Linked DNA regions of Homo sapiens: region 1 is linked to region 2. Evidence: chromatin loops called from intact Hi-C (ENCODE). Cell type or tissue: breast epithelium. All regions are shown on one strand. Region 1 has its middle 43 kb from the start of CCKAR. Region 2 overlaps STIM2 (stromal interaction molecule 2).

What was found. Peaks named below come from ENCODE experiments on the same cell type or tissue, not always from the same donor. Only the 100,000 strongest peaks of a DNase experiment are listed, where the experiment ranks them.
Region 1: it touches region 2 in a loop (13-fold over the local background); 1 of 110 quality-filtered maps calls a loop at or near these places.

The regions. Positions count from the first base shown.
Region 1 is chr4:26,528,997-26,536,996 of GRCh38, reverse strand. No RefSeq gene overlaps it. Among named protein-coding and RNA genes, the nearest start is that of CCKAR, 43 kb to the right of the region's middle. In breast epithelium, no CTCF peak of the experiment used is centred here; no DNase peak of the experiment used is centred here.
Region 2 is chr4:26,868,539-26,876,538 of GRCh38, reverse strand. All of the region lies in intron 1 of STIM2 (stromal interaction molecule 2), which reads right to left. It also overlaps the pseudogene PIMREGP4. Among named protein-coding and RNA genes, the nearest start is that of STIM2, 12 kb to the right of the region's middle. In breast epithelium, no CTCF peak of the experiment used is centred here; DNase peaks (open chromatin) are centred at 3,006 and 4,718.

The sequences.
Region 1 (8,000 bases), 340 kb after region 2:
GAGTATGGAGAAAGCAAAGGGTCAAGAATGATTCAAATCGTTTTGGCCTGAGCAACTAAAAAAATGAGTTAACAGTTATGGAGACAAAGAGGAACAAGTTCGAGGTTGGGGTTAGGGTAGGGTGAAGAATCAAGAGTTTGGTTTCAACATATCAGGCAGGGCCAGGATCGGGGTAAAGCCAGTGAGGTACTCGCTTTAGACACAAAATACAAGAGACCACCGAAAACTCAGTAACTGATATAAGTAATATTTGAATGTAATATTTTTAAAAATCAAAGTTAATGTAAAAAAATTGATGTTGCACAAACTATGAAAATTTAAAATAAAGAAAGACTGGTTGGTTTGTTTTATGACCGTCTATTATTGCACAACAGGAACAGTCATTTCTATCACCCTGAGCTTCCTGGGCCATGAGGCCATGAGATCTCACTCTTTTGTGAGAATTGACAGTGGAATGCCTATTGGCTAGGCAATACAAGGCTTTACATATAGCCTTTATTTTATTTTTCTAATGTAGAGCTTTATTTCCTTTTTCCACTTTGTTTCAAATACTTGAGGAAATTTGGATAAGGGAATATAGCAGCTCACATGCCTTCTTTTGTCTCAGGCTCCAATGTGGCTCAGAAGGGCACTGCATCCAAGCAGGATTGTTGAATTTGGATATCGAGTGTGGAGTGCAGGAGAAAAGTTGGAATAGGAGAGAGAAGGCAGGACTGTGGGCACATAAATGTGGTATTTAAGACCTGGTTGAGATCAGATGGAGGCAACGCATGAGGATAGAGGAGATAAGAGGTCTGAAAAGAAAACCCTGGGGAGGAACATGAAGACTAAGGAGAAACCAGCAGATATGATGAAGGAGCAGCCAGGAGAGAAAACCCGAGAGAGTGATGTCACAGAACTCAAGAGACAAGAGCATTTTAAGAAAGGAGTATAAAACTAGAGTTGACCTTTGAACCACATGGGCATGAGGGACGCCACCACCCTGCACAGTAGAAAATCCTCATATAACCTTCGACTCCCCCCAAAATTAATTACTAATAGCCTACTGTAGATCGGAAGTCTTACTGATAACATAAACAGTAATTAACTCATATTTTGTATATGTATTATATACTGCATTGTTACAATAAAGTAAGCTAGAGGAAAGAAAATGTTATGAAGAAAATCATAAGGAAGAGAAAATATATTTACTCTATTAAGTGGGAGTAGATCACTTGAAGGTCTTCATCCTCATACTCTTCATGTTAAGAAGGCTGGGGAGGAGGAGGAAGAGTACAGCTTGGTCCTGCTGTCTCAGGGGTGGCAGAGGCAGAAGAGAATTTGAGTATAAGTGGACTCATGCAGTTCAAACCCATTGTTCAAGGGTCAACTGTATACAGAGATACTATCTTTTGATCTTTAAGATTGGTAAAGATCTTTAAAAGTTTTAATAAGCTTGCAGTGTGTTGAATGGTGGGCTCCCACAGAGACATGTCCACGTCCTAATCCCCAGAATATGTGAATGTTACCTTATAAGAATCTTGAGGCCAGGCGTGTAATCTCAGCACTTTGGGAGGCTGAGGCACAAGGATCACTTGAAACTAGGGGTTTAAGACCAGCCTAGGCAGCATAGCGAGATCCTGTCTTTATGAAAACTTCAAAAATTAGCCAAGCCTGTTGGCTGAGGTGGAAGGATCCCTTGAGCCGCAGAGTCTGAGGCTGCAGTGGGCCCTCAGTCCAATGACCAGTGTCCTTGTTAGATTGTGCAGAGGGAGATTACACAGGAGAGGGTACAGCCATGTGAAGACAGAGACAGAGATCGGAGTGACACGGCCGCAAGCCCAGGAAGCCCAGGAATGATGACGGCTGCCAGGAGCTGGAAGAGGCAAAGAAAGATTCCCCCTAGAATATCCAGTGTGAGTGCAGCCCTGCTCACACCTTAGTTTTGGATTTCTGGCCTCCAGAACTGTGAAAGAATCACTTTCTATTGTTTTAGGCCACCAATTTGTGGTAACTTGTTACAGCAGTTATAGCAAACTAATATACAATTCTATGATGAGGGTGTAGGGAAACCAATTCTCTCACACACAACCACAGGGTGCTAAATTGGAGGGCAACCTCATAGAGGGCAATGTGGCAATAATAATCAAAATTTCACACGATACATCATTTGAACCAGCAGTTCCGATTTCAGGAATTTATGCAGTTCTACTCAACATGCCTGTAAAAATAAAAATATGTATGTGCAAGATTATTCACTGAAGCATTGTTTATAACAAAAAACTGGAAACAATCTAAACATGCTAACCTTTATGTTAAATGAGCTTGATTCTATAGGGTGCCATAAAAACAACGCTATTTTTCCTCTCATTGTGGAGCAGCTCTTTTCTGTCCTGGATAAAACTGTAAGCTACTCTCATAATTTTTTCTCCAGATGTTTACAGTAATAAAAAGGCCTTTGGTAATTTTAATTACAAGATTGATCTTATTGTACTAGCCCAAATATCTAGCCCAGAGTAATATTAAAATTGTCATATTCTTATTCTAATTAAGCTCTCTCCTCCTCACAACCTCACTGGAAATCTGCCTTGTGGGAGGGGGCATGGCTAGCTGCTGCTTCTTGTCTCTGCTAGTTCCTCTCCTCCAGGCTCCACACAGAGTCTACCTCTGACTTCTCCACGATTGGCGGGCTAGGGTGGGTGTGGTGGGGAGATCTAAGGAGCAACAAAGGCTTTAGCTGTTTGTCACAGATGGAATCTGACAATGGTAGGTGTCAGAGTGTATTAATCAGATCCACACTAATGTAATAACAATAACCCCAAATTAGAGTGACTTCGCAGTGAAAGTTTATTCTCATCCTTGTCACAGGCAACATGCATCAGCCTTTGAGTGGGAAAGAGGACACAGGACTCGGCTACACTCATTCAAAACCCCAGCCTGTGGTGTCTTCATTTTCTAGGACCTCTTCCTGCTCTACTGTTGGTGGGGAAAGAGAAAAGGCATGGAGGATCCTGTAGGATGATCTACTTTAAGGCCAGGCCAGGTGGGAAGGTGTCTCTCATCTTACTTCTGCCCATCCCCCATTGGCTGTAACTCAGTTACATAGGCCCACCGAACTGCAAGGGCAGCTGGGAAATGTGGTCTTTGTGCCTGGGAGTTGGAATGCATAGCGTTGTCTCCACTGTATGGAGATTCCCAAAGCTGATTCTTTCTCTTGTTAGGGTGCTGTCAGGAATTCCCCAAATATGTCCCCTGTGATTGCAGCTTCCTTAATGTGGAGAATTCCCCACTCTGGCTGGCTACTTATAATTCCTCCAAAGCCTGTAGGCATCTGACCATCCACTCCTTCTGTTGGGGTCACATTACGCTTCCAGAGAGTTGAGTGGAGTTCAGGCTGACCCCAAGCTGAATTCTCCTAATTTATCTCCCAGGAGGCATCCCTGCTCCCATCAGTGAGGTACAGCTTGCTGCCAGTATGGGCCTTTCTACTTGAACCACATCTGGCTACTTCATCCAACCACCTGCCTGCAGAATTTTTCAGAAGTGGAACAAGTATTAAATCCCTGTGTTTCTTTTACTCCATAGGGTACATGCCAAGCTCTCACATTTGGCTTGAGGTGGGAAGGCAGCCCTCTCCTCCCCATCATCATGGAAGGAAGACAGATGCAAAGCATATGTGATTCTCTCTAAAGATCTTCAACCTCGACTCTGCAAATCATTCACTGTGATGTCACATAACAAGTTTTTTGAAGTATCTTTTGTAAGTCTTGCATAGATGGTCCAGCACCTCATGTTGAAATGTGGAGATTCTGGACACGTTGCTTTACTTAAGGTGTTTTGCAAAGTTTTTTTGTATTTTTAAAAAATGTAGTCCAATATGTCATTCTTTTGAAGGAGTTAAAAAAATTCTTATTTTAGGCTGGGCGCAGTGGCTCATGCCTGTAATTCTAGCACTTTGGGAGGTTGAGGCAGGTGGATCACTTGAGGTCAGGAGTTCAAGACCAGCCTGGCCAACATGGTGAAACCCCCGTCTCTACTAAAAATACAAAAATTGGCCAGTGTGAGCCGGGCGCGGCGGCTCACGCCTGTAATCCCAGCACTTTGGGAAGCCGAGGCGGGCGGATCACAAGATCAGGAGATTGAGACCATCCTGGCTAACACAGTGAAATCCCGTCGCTACTAAAAACAAAAAATTAGCCGGGCATGGTGGCACGTGCCTGTAGTCCCAGCTACTGGGGAGGCTGAGGCAGGAGAATGGCGTGAACCCAGGAGGCGGAGCTTGCAGTGAGCCGAGATCGCGCCACTACACTCCAGCCTGGGCGACAGAGGGAGACTCCGTCTCAAAAAAAAAAAAACCAAACGAACAAACAAAAACAAATTAGCCGGGTGTGGTGGCAGGCTCCTGTAATCCCAGCTACTTGGGAGGCTGAGGCAAGAGAATTGTTTGAACCCAAGAGGTGGAGGTTGCAGTGAGCCGAGATCACACCACTGCAATCCAACCTGGGTGAAAGAGTGAGACTCCTTCTCAAAAAACAAACAAACAAAAATTCTTATTTTACTCCTGGTCTGAGAAACTTGGACTCTCCTTCCAGTTATCCCATTCCTAACTGGGCAGCTGTGGGCAGGTTACATAACAAGTTTGAGCCTCAGTTTCTTTATCAGTAAAATGAAGTAAGACTATGCAATTCATAGAGTTATTGTGGGAGTTCAATGGAACATTACTTACGAAAGCACCTGGCATAGCACCATGCACAGACAGTTTAAAACGTTCCGCGAGAAAGGTCTGCCTTCATTTCTATTCTAGAACAGAGATGTTCTACCTGTTTCCAAACTGCAAATGAATAAATAAAGTAACAGTTTTAAATTTATGTTTGCAATTAACAAATGACTTTAAAGAGTAGCTTGAACAAGAGGATGAATTTGCTAGAAATCTAGCCCAGTCTTTCCCTTTCATGTTCTGTGTTGGATGCTTTTACTGTGTAGGCAGCATATCGCTTATTTAAGGTAAACTAAGAGCCAGGAACAAAAGTGAGATTTAGATTTTACTTCCTTTCAGCCACTCCCAAATCCAGTCCTGTATAAACATAACCAAAATGTAAATGTTGCCTACGGCTTTCTGGGAAGATCCTTTCTGAATATAAAGTACCCTGGGTAGACTGATCATTCTGAAATAAAACAAAGAAAATATACCCAGCTTGCAGCAGGCAATTGTCTTCCTTGTCATTGTTTGGATAATACTTTGCCCTGACATAACCAGGAAGCCCTGTCAAGTCTGCATACGTGAGGACAGTGAAACGGATGGTCCTGATATGCTAAGCCAAACCTTGGCATATGCAGTTAACACAACAAAAATCCCAAGCCAAGTCTGAATGGTGACTGGAACCTACTGAGTGGTTTCTCTCACGCTGTTTTCCATACAAAGCATGTCCTTTTGCTGGGAAACTGGATGTGTTTGAAAAATGGGCAGCTCAGATAATTTCAGGAGTCAGGGATGGAAATTTTAGCTGTTTCAGATTCCAGTGGATTTGATCAGCTCCTGTCCTGTGTCAGGGTCCTGAAGTTCTGAACTAATTGAGAAATGAGACAAAAGGGCCAGGTGCAGTGGCTCACGCCTGTAATCCCAAAACTTTGGGAGGCGGAGGCGGGCGGATCACTTGAAGTCAGGAGTTTGAGACCAACCTGACCATATTGTGAAACCCCATCTCTACTAAAAATACAAAAATTAGCTGGGCATGGTGGCAGGTTTACAGAATCCCAGCTACTCCGGAGACTGAGGCAGGAGAATCACTTGAGCCCAGGAGGCAGAGGTTGCAGTGAGCCGAGATAACACCACTGCCCTCCAGCCTGGGTGACAGACAAAGACTCCGTCTCAAAAAATAAAATAAAATAAAATAAAATAATGAGACAAAGGAGACAGGCAGATTGAGCCCAAGTATCGCCTTTATTGCTGATAAATACTAGCAACTGATGAGCATGGTGGCTCACGCCTGTACTCCCAGCATTTTGGGAGGCCCAGGAGGGCAGATCGCCTGAGCCCAGGAATTCAAGACCAGTCTAGGCTGCATGGCAAGACCACCCCTGTCTCTACAAAAAAATTTTAAAAATTAGCCAGGCATGGTGGTACATGCCTGTAGTTCCAGCTACTTGGGAGGCTGAGGTGGGAGAATCATCTGAGCCTGAGAAGTTGAGGCTGCAGTGAGCTGTGATCATGCCTGGGTCACAGTGTGAAACCCTGTCTCAAAAAAAAAAAATGACTTGCAACATGTCTGCAGGTAGGTGGATTTCCTAATTCTGAACCACAGAATTACATACACCTCCTCAGCCCTAGATGTCCTGGGACCATCACCTGCCTCCCCACTTAAGGGAGAAAGCCAATAAAATGAAGGTGTGGAGAAGCAGAGGGAGTTGTTGATGAAAGTGGCTCTCAGCAGGAAGGGGAGCTGAAAAGGGGATGGAGTAGAAAGATAACCTTCCCCAGAGTCTGGCCATCTCCAGCTGGACTCCTCACTGAAGTTATGCTGTCAAGCCATCCCTCTGAAGTCAAGCTGCTTCTCTCTGAAGTCCAACCACAGTCTCCCATGTCCTACTGCCTCTCCTCTTCTCCTCTCTTCTCTCTGCTGGCAGAGCCTGGGGTTTTTATGGGCACAGGATGGGGTGGGGCAGGCCATGGATAGTTTTGGAAAAGGCAACATTCGGCGGGGAAACAGGAATGTTATGTTCTCACTTTAGGGTGTGGTTCCAGGCTTGAGGGTAGGGCCCTCGCCAGGGACCTGCCCTCGTCTGCCCAGAACTTCCCTGCCCCCTGTCCCTACGAATGACAATAGCACTTCCCTAATGGGGTTATTGTAAAGGTTTAAGGAGAAAATGTGCACAAAATACTTGACATAGTGCTTACCCTATAGAAAGTGTGAAATAAATTTTAGCACAAATCATATGCAGTGGATCTTTATTATTTGCAGATTTCTTATTTATGAATTTACTTACTCCCTAAAATTTATTTGTAACCCCAAAATAGTATTCACGGTGCTTTTGAAGTCATCCGTGGACATGCACAGAGTGGCAAAATATTGGTGTCACTCCATGTGCATGTTCACAGCTGAGGTGGAACAAAGCAACCCTCTGCCTTCTAGTTTCAGCTCTCGTACTGATATGAACAGGAGGCAGGGAAATACTGGGTAAAAGAGAGTGGTTTCCCGGCAAAGGCCCCACCCTCAAGCCTGGAACCACAGCTCTAAATGAGAACAGTTATCCCTGTTTTCCTGCCCAAGTGTTACTTTTTTGGCCTGCTACACTCCCCAATCCTGTACCCATATAAACCCCAGACCTCAGCTGGCAGAGAGACAAGCAGCTGAACATTGAGAGGAGAAGCAGCAACTGAGCATCAGAGACTATGGATAGATGCTGCTTAATTTCAGACGGCCCGGCTTTGGAGAGGAGCCCGACTGCAGACAGCCTGGCTTAGGGAAAGATCACCTTCTTCCTGCACCATCCCCTTTCCTGCTCCCCTTCTGCTGAGAGCCACTTCTACTGCTTAATAAAATCCTCCACATTCATAATCTTTGAAACCACTCATGTGACCTGATTCTTCCTGGATGCAGGACAAGAATTTGGGATGCGCTGGGTGCAGGAATACAAAAAGGCTGTCACACTGACTCTTCACTGAGCTGTTTAACACTTAAGCTGTCTACGGACAGCAAAGCTAAAAGAGCATTAATTGTAACACACCCCTAAATGCTGCTGTGGGGCAGAGCCCGAAAGTGCTCACCCTGGTTCCTGCACCCACTCAACTGTCTGCTCCCCTTCCCACAAGGGGCCAGATAAACAAGCTACACATCTATTGCCAGTCCTGCAACAGAGTCAAGGGAACTCTCCCGTCTCAATACTGTAGACAATAGTCCTTTTCATGATCTGTTTAACACCGCATTATTCCACATTTTTGTGCGTGTTTTTTGTTGCTAATTTTGCTGTTTACCGTGTCCCCCATGCATAGTGCTGAAATCTTCCTCGGCACAAGAAGGCTG
Region 2 (8,000 bases):
TTTCTCATTTCCACTATTGTGAGACTTTTTATGTTAGAGTAACTGGAAAAAGAAGGGATCTAGAGATTGATAAGAGTAAAGCAAGGCAGGGCGAGTTTTAAGACTTTTAAAATGCAACCCTGAGTTAAAGGAAACCTAGGTAAAGTCCACTTGACCTTAAAAGTGTATTCCTGTGACTCAAAAGTGGGAAGTGCTACGATCCAAAGACCTACCTAAGTGGTGGGAACAGAGCCAGGAGAGACTGTCTAACATCTTCATGTCTTAATATAAAGGCTCTACAGGAAGAATTCTAATTTTACCAATACCCTGTTACTGAAGTGGTTTCATCCATAGTAGCGGAGAAATTAAAGACTTCTTAAATAAGTTTACCCCAAACCTTTTCCATTTGATTCATCCAAATCAGTCAACATGTCTGAGACTGTGTGGACCCCCAAGACATGTGAATCAACAATTCCAAGTAACAAAAACAAGACATCTAGCTTTTCCATGGACTGGATACTGAGCCACTAATATGCTCCTTTGTGTACATACTATATACTACAAGCGAAAATGGTTTTTCAAACATCTCATAAGCTACAGAAGGAAACACTGAACTCTTCCTAATAATAAAAGGATGATAAATGGAAACTAACTTTTCTGAATTACTAATTCAGAACACGCAAATGATTACTATGGTACTTTCTTTTAGCGAATATAAATATTAGTAAGGGCTTTTGTGGGGCTACAGTATCTCTAAAGCCTATTTTTCCCAAAGGTCTGTTTTTCAATTTGAAATTCTGCTAGTATAAGATTTTTCAAGAACATCCCCATAATAATTAGAAAGGAATTGTCTATAAATATGTCATGTCTTGCTTGGGAATTTGTATTTAACTAAAAACAGCTCCCATTTGTCTAGAAATCTTGAAGACTGACAAAATACAAAGACTTATTATCTTTTCATTCCTACAGAGTGTTCTCACGTTGTTATATGATAAATTAGAGGCCTGAGACACATACAGGCTTCCTACTCCTTTACTAATCTAGAATATAAAGAAAAAATAATCCTAATTATTAACATATTTAGGGCTTATGATGAATCTATCATGACTACCAGCTACCTGCTTGAAAACAAACTTAAAGACTTCAAAACGTAAAACTAAATTTTTAGTACACTATAAAAGTTACCAGATAATTTTATAAACACGTTTAAACAACTCATCATAGATTATTCATATATAAGTTTGGTTACATTCAGAGGACCGGCATATGTGCATATTTCTATAAGATTTTTGAACAGATCTCATAAAAAATACTATATAGCATATGGCAAAAATAACACAAAACAAGGAGTTAATAGATCTGAGTTCTAATTTTAGGTCGATTACACTAAGTTAAACTTGATAGTAAGTTAAGAATATGGATATGCTTTGTATAAAACTCAAAGAGATTTATCATTGTGAATTGTATAACTGATACTATGAGTTAAAAGATTAATCAATAAAACCAATATGCCATTCAGCTTCAATTAAAGGAATCTGCAAACTAGTGAGTACTGGAACGCGTAGCAATCATAATACGAAGAAGCTGCCAATTTTATTCTAAGATCACATACTGCATGTAGCAAAACTACATTTGCCCAACAAATAACCACAGCATTAAAAGTAAAATTATGACAGCAGCACCTTCATTAGTTTAGTTTTCTCCTACTTCTCCGGTACCTAAAAAGTGTCTGCTGTCTAGCACACAGCAGACATTCAAACATTTGTTTAATAAATATCCTCCACAACTAAGTGGCACAATGTAACCTCACAGTCTATGCCTAATACTTACTGATTTTACTACTTCCAATTTCATATTAACCAGCACTTTTTTAATGTTCTTAAAATCTGTGAGACTATAAATCAAATATAATTGTAACCTTTTAAATAATCCCATTCTTTTATTTCCCTAAACTCGAAAAGATATGAAATTATCCATTAAAAGAGGAGAGTTCATACTTAAGCAAAATGAGTAATATATTAACAATAACTGCTTGGTTTATGTAAATGAAGAACTGAAAGCTGATCCTATAACATTTGTCCACTAGAAGTTACCAGTCACCAATAAAGATGTGCCACAGTTCTTCCTAAAAGTACTTTACAGTACTTGGCGTCGGGCAGACGTTGGGGGTGCTGGGCCCTAGTGGTCAGACAAGACTCTTGGGCAGGCAGATGGCTTCTCAGCGGCAGGGTGTAGGGGCCTCTGTGCGCCGGAGATCTCTCCAGTACCAGGAGCAGCTCAAGAACAGCAAGGAGCTGCAGCCTGTGGCCAGCCATCCAGGAGACCCCTGCCGCAGCCCTGGGTTCCCTGTGCAGACAGTTCCAAAGGAGGCTGCCCCTGACAGCCATCAACCTCAATCTCTGGGGAGACCCCTCCTGCAAACACTTGGAAACCCCAGAGCCAGGGCAGCAGAGCCTCCAAGCTGCAGCTCGCTCAGCTAAGAGTACCTCAGGTGCCAAGTCCCAGAGAATCCAGGAGTCCTGACACCAAGTGGCTGGTGGAGACTCAGGTGAAGGCCAGGAGGAGAAAGAGAGGGGCACAGAAGAGCAGTGGATCCCTGACTCACAGCCTGAGCCAGAAGAGCACCCAGCTGTCTGGAGGCGCCCCTGTCCACTCAGCCGCAGACCCCTGGGAGAAGGAGCATCACTGCCTCTCTGCCCGGATGGGTTCACGTACCCACCCACTACGGCGGTTGAGGCGGGAGTCTGCCTTGTAGAGCCCCTTACCCCTTGACAGAGCCCCTCTGCTCTCCCAGTGAGTCTGACAGTGACCTAGAGCCTGTGGAGGCAGAAATTCAGCATCTCCAGAAGCTGTCCCAAGAGCTGGATGAAGCCATTATGGCAGAAGAGAGTGGTGACATGAGCGTCTCTCTCATTTATGACTAAGGAAGTGCCCTGCAGGAAACAAGCCCTGTCTGATCACCAAAACTTCACACCCAGTATGTCTGTGCTTCCCCATGAGCTTCCTGGACAAAGTAGTCAGAGTTACCCTGGGCTACTGCTAACAAGGAAATAACAAGGGACCCAGAGCCCCCCTGCTCTGGCCACATCTAGCCACAATGATTTAGTTCAGAACTAACACAGTAGCGATGAGAATGGAAAGGACTTTTTTTTTTTTTTTAAAGACGGAGTCTCACTCTGTCACCCAGGCTGGAGTGGAGTGCAATGGCACGATCTCAGCTCACTGCAACCTCCACCTCCAGGGTTCAAGTGAGTTTTTCCTGCCTCCCAAGTAGCTGGGATTACAGGCACTCACCATCATGCCTGGCTAATCGTTGTATTTTTGTAGAGATGGGGTTTCACCATGTTGGCCAGGCTGGGCTTCAACTCCTGACCTCAGGTGATCCGCCCGCCTCGGCCTCCCAAAGTGTGGGGATTACAGGTGTGAGCCACCACACCCGGCCTGTTACCCTCTGAATTAAACCCAAACAAGGTAACAAGGTCTATGAGGCTCTGTACCATCCAGCCCTTCCCTTTTCTATAGCCAGATCTCATCCAACATTCCCCCTCCCTCAAGATGCTGGGTCAAAATGATACTCTTTCATTTCTTCAAATAATTCCAATTCTTTCTTGCCTCACAGTCTTTGTCCATGTGGAATGCTATTCCCCAATTCTTCAGACTTGGCTCTTTATTGTCCTTCAAGATGCCACCTTAAATGTGACCTTCTCAGAAGCCTTCTCTAACTAGCCTACCTAAATTAAAAAGTACCCCACATTATTTTCTATTTTATGTCTCTCTTGTTCCTCAATAGCATTTCTCACAACTCAAAATAGTATTTGTATTTTCTATCTTCCCAACTGAAATGCAAGCTCCATGAGAACAAAAACCTCAATCTCATTCATCTTTGTGTCCCCAATACTTATCATATGCTTGTAATATACTTGGCATTCAAATATTTACTAAGTAATTTCACATTTTTAAAAAATCACTCTATGAGCCTATTATTAAATATATCAATATGCATACATATCTATAAAAGATTGTAAAAAACAAAATTTTGATGTTATCTTTGTTATTTTTAGCTGTTGAAGTAGATGTATTTTCTATATTTACTTTTCAGTATGTTCTAAATTTTTTATAGTAAACCTTTAAGCTCAGAAATTAAAGATTTTAAAGTCTAACATTTCAACTGCAAAATGCTTTAAATCTTTAAATCATATAAAATAATAAAGGTACAAAATGACTCAGGCTTATGATACAACTAATTTTTTTTTAATATCACACTGCTTCTCAATGTCACTGTCTATACTTAGCTTCATATTTCTACAGAGTTTTAACTAATCTCGGACCACTCATGGTCCGGTTATTTAGATCAACTAACTGCCTCAAACTATGTCTTCATACTTTTTTAAATGCAACATAAAATATCTTAATAACACTCAATAAATCAAAGCACATTTCTACAACTATCCTACCTCTGTATCTATAGATAAAAAGAATAATGGTTAAGTCAATAATACCTGAATACTTACCCTTGCCAGGCTCTATTCTAAGCACACACAGAGTAATTCATTTATTCTTTGCATCCCATTTTAGAGATAAGGAAATTTAGGCACTAACAGACTAAATCATCTACCCAAAATTACAAAACCACTGTCAGACTGGGATTCAAACTCAGGAAATCCTGCCCTAGTCTAGAGGCTATGCTCTTCATCACACTATACAAAAGTGGAAACAGGCCAGGCATGGCAGCTCACACTCATAATCTAATTACTTTGCGGGGCCGAGGTGGGAGGATTGCCTAAGCCCAGGAATTTGAGATCAGCCCTGGGCAACATACTCAGACTCTGTCTCTACCAAAAAAAAAAAAAAAAAAGGGTGAAAACAGACTTATGGGCCAGATAAAAGTTCAAGATATAAGATGCTATGCTTCTTAAAAATTACATTCCGTCATCCTTGTATTTATGAAAACAAAGCACAAACAGAAATTACGCACTTACTGAAAAGCCGAGTCAAACTGAACAAATCGAGTCAAAGTTTAATTTTAAAAAGGACAAATTATTGGGCCTCAGATATATTTTATAGGAGTCATATTCCAAGATTTCAGAATATTTAATAGCAAAATTTTGTTATTTACCAGAAGTAAATGAAGGAGAAACTCATAAGGCCATTGGACAATAAAGATCTACAATGTAACATTAATCACAATGTTTGTATCTGCTACTTCTCCAGCCTCATTTCCTGATTCAACTCCATATATACCTTATGCTTTAACATAAAGATCCTTGGCACAGGGGGGTTTTTTAAAGTACGAACTATTTGAGAGCAATCCTAAATTTCTGTTATATGTACTAACTCATGGAGATAACCTCACAGGGATTCTCTAAGGATTAAATTGGATGAAACATACAAAATGCCTGGCAAAAATTTAAATCCCACATGCAAATATGGATGCTGCTGCACTGCGAACAGGCCCAGCATTGACTCTGTCATCCTGGGTATTTGGTAATTCACAACCACATTTAGCATTCTCAAATGTCAATGCCTATAATAATCTCACTCCCCACCCAGCTTCCTCACTTCACACCTATGGTTTTCCACCATGCCTTTCTCTGTCTGACAAACTCATACATTCTCGGCACATACTTCCTACTCTGGATATTTAAAAAAAAAAAAAAAGGATTCACTAATAACCTACTAATAACCTGCATCTCCACATCAAAATTAGTAACTCCATCTTTGCAATTCAGTAAAATACAGCACATAGCCTTAGGCCCTTTTACCCTTATCACAATGTATCATCACCCTTTAAGTGGGTATGCCTTCTAGTAGACTACAAGCTAGGGTGAATATCTTACTGATCTTGAAATTCCAAACACCCAACTGGTGTCTGGCACATGGGACTCACTGAAATTTTTTGTTTGCTTGCTTGTTTTTTAATAAAGTATACAAAAGAGTGAAAAAGGAATGATACCTGAAAACATGTACATCTATCATATATCAGTTAAAAATTTTTTAAATTATAGTTATTTATAATTATACTTTGTTCCAAAGAAGGGGGAAGGGAGACTTATTTTTTAATACTGCAAATGTATAACAAAAACTTCCATTAAATATTCTAACATATATTTTGTTATAACTTCAGTAAGGCATAATGACAAAAAGTAGATATATTTAAGGTATACAATTTGATCTGATATATGCATACATTATGAAATATTCACCACAATGAAGCTAATTCACATAATCCATCACATCACATCCTTACCTTTTTTTTTTTTTTGGTGTGTTAAGAACTTTTAAGGTCTACCCTCTTCACAAATGTCAATTACAGTATATGACACTATTAACTACAGTCACACTGTTGTACATTAGATCTCCGAACTTATTTATGTTGCATAACTGAATCTTTGTACTTGAAGTTTCAACATCTCTCCATTTACTCCTTTCCCTAGCCCCTGGTAACCACCATTCTACTCTGTAAGTTTGATATTTTCAGATTCCATGCAGTATTTGTCTTTCTATGGCTGCGTTACTTCACTTAGCATAATGTCCTCCACGTTCATCCATGTTGCCGCAAATGGCAGGATTTTCTTCTTTTTTAATGCTGAATAATATTTCATGGTGCAAGTGCGTATGTATCACATTTTCTTTATGCATTCATTGATGAACGTTAAGGTTGTTTCCATATCTTGGCTATTGTGAAAAATGCTGAAAAGAACATAGCAGTGCAGATATCTCTAACATATATTTTCAGTAAATGTAGCAAGGATACTAGATAAGCTACCACAGCAGTGGCCTTTTAAGAAACAAAATATTTATACATATTTTCATATTTTTAGATTATGCAATCCACTCTCAGGCAATTTTCAGGTTTACATTTTAAAAAGTTTTTTTTAATTAGCCATCTGTGGTGCCTCACAGCCTGGGAGGCTAAGGCGGGAAGATTGATTGAGTCCAGGAGTTTGAGGCTGCAGTGAGCTATGATCATGTCACTGCACTCCAGCCTGGGCAACAGAGTGAGACCACATCTCTAAAAATAAATAAATACATAAATGTTTTTAAATAGTCAATTTCAGCATCTTTATATTTCCAGTTACTCATACCATAGCTGGCACAAAACAGTCACTAAATAATGTTTAAAACTCTATGCACACACAGACATATTCACCAACGACTGGCTTTCTCACTTTAACCCTCTATAGTTCTTTTTAGGACCCATATGTAACAGACCTAGAACCAAACAAACTTTTTTCTTCCTTTTTTTTTTTTTTTTTTTTTGGAGACAGGGTCTCACTCCGCCGTCCAGGCCAGAGTGCAGTGGCCTGATCAGGGCTTGCTGCAGACTTAACTTCCCCCAGGCTCAGGTGATTCTCCCATTTCAGCCTCCTGAGTAGCCAGGAATACAGGCGCACATCATCACGCCCAGCTAATTTTTTTGTATTTTTTGAGGAGATGGGATTTCACCGTGTTGCCCAGACTGGTCTCGAAGTCCTGGGCTCAAGTGATCTGCCCATCTTGGCCTCGAAAAGTGCTGGGATTACAGGCATAAGCTACAGCGTACGACCCCAAACAAACACGGAATAAACATCAGAGGGTATAGTTACAAATGCAAATTCAAAAATAGCCAGGGGTACCTATAATTGCACTTTAGCTTTTCTTTCTTAATGTGGTACCCAGAAGAAAGAAACGGCGAGGATTAATACAGTCTGAATATGTGTGGCAAAGCAGAAATAAGAGCTAAACATGACAATGGTTCAAGGCATCAGGGAAACAGAGCAAAAATTACATACACGTCATTAATGAAAACGTTAGAGATGTATTGCTGGACAATAGGAATAAAGAAGGGGGATTAAGATTATCTAGTTATCCAACATCAGATTTTTTAAAAAAGAAAAAAAAGACAGTAATAGAAAACATGGGCCTGTGCAACTTGCAGTGTGCTGAGTAGGAGACAAAAACTTCAAACAAGGGTTTAAAAAGCCTTTTTACTTATTGAGAATATTGTAAGAAACTACAAATCACTTTCACTACCCTAGGGG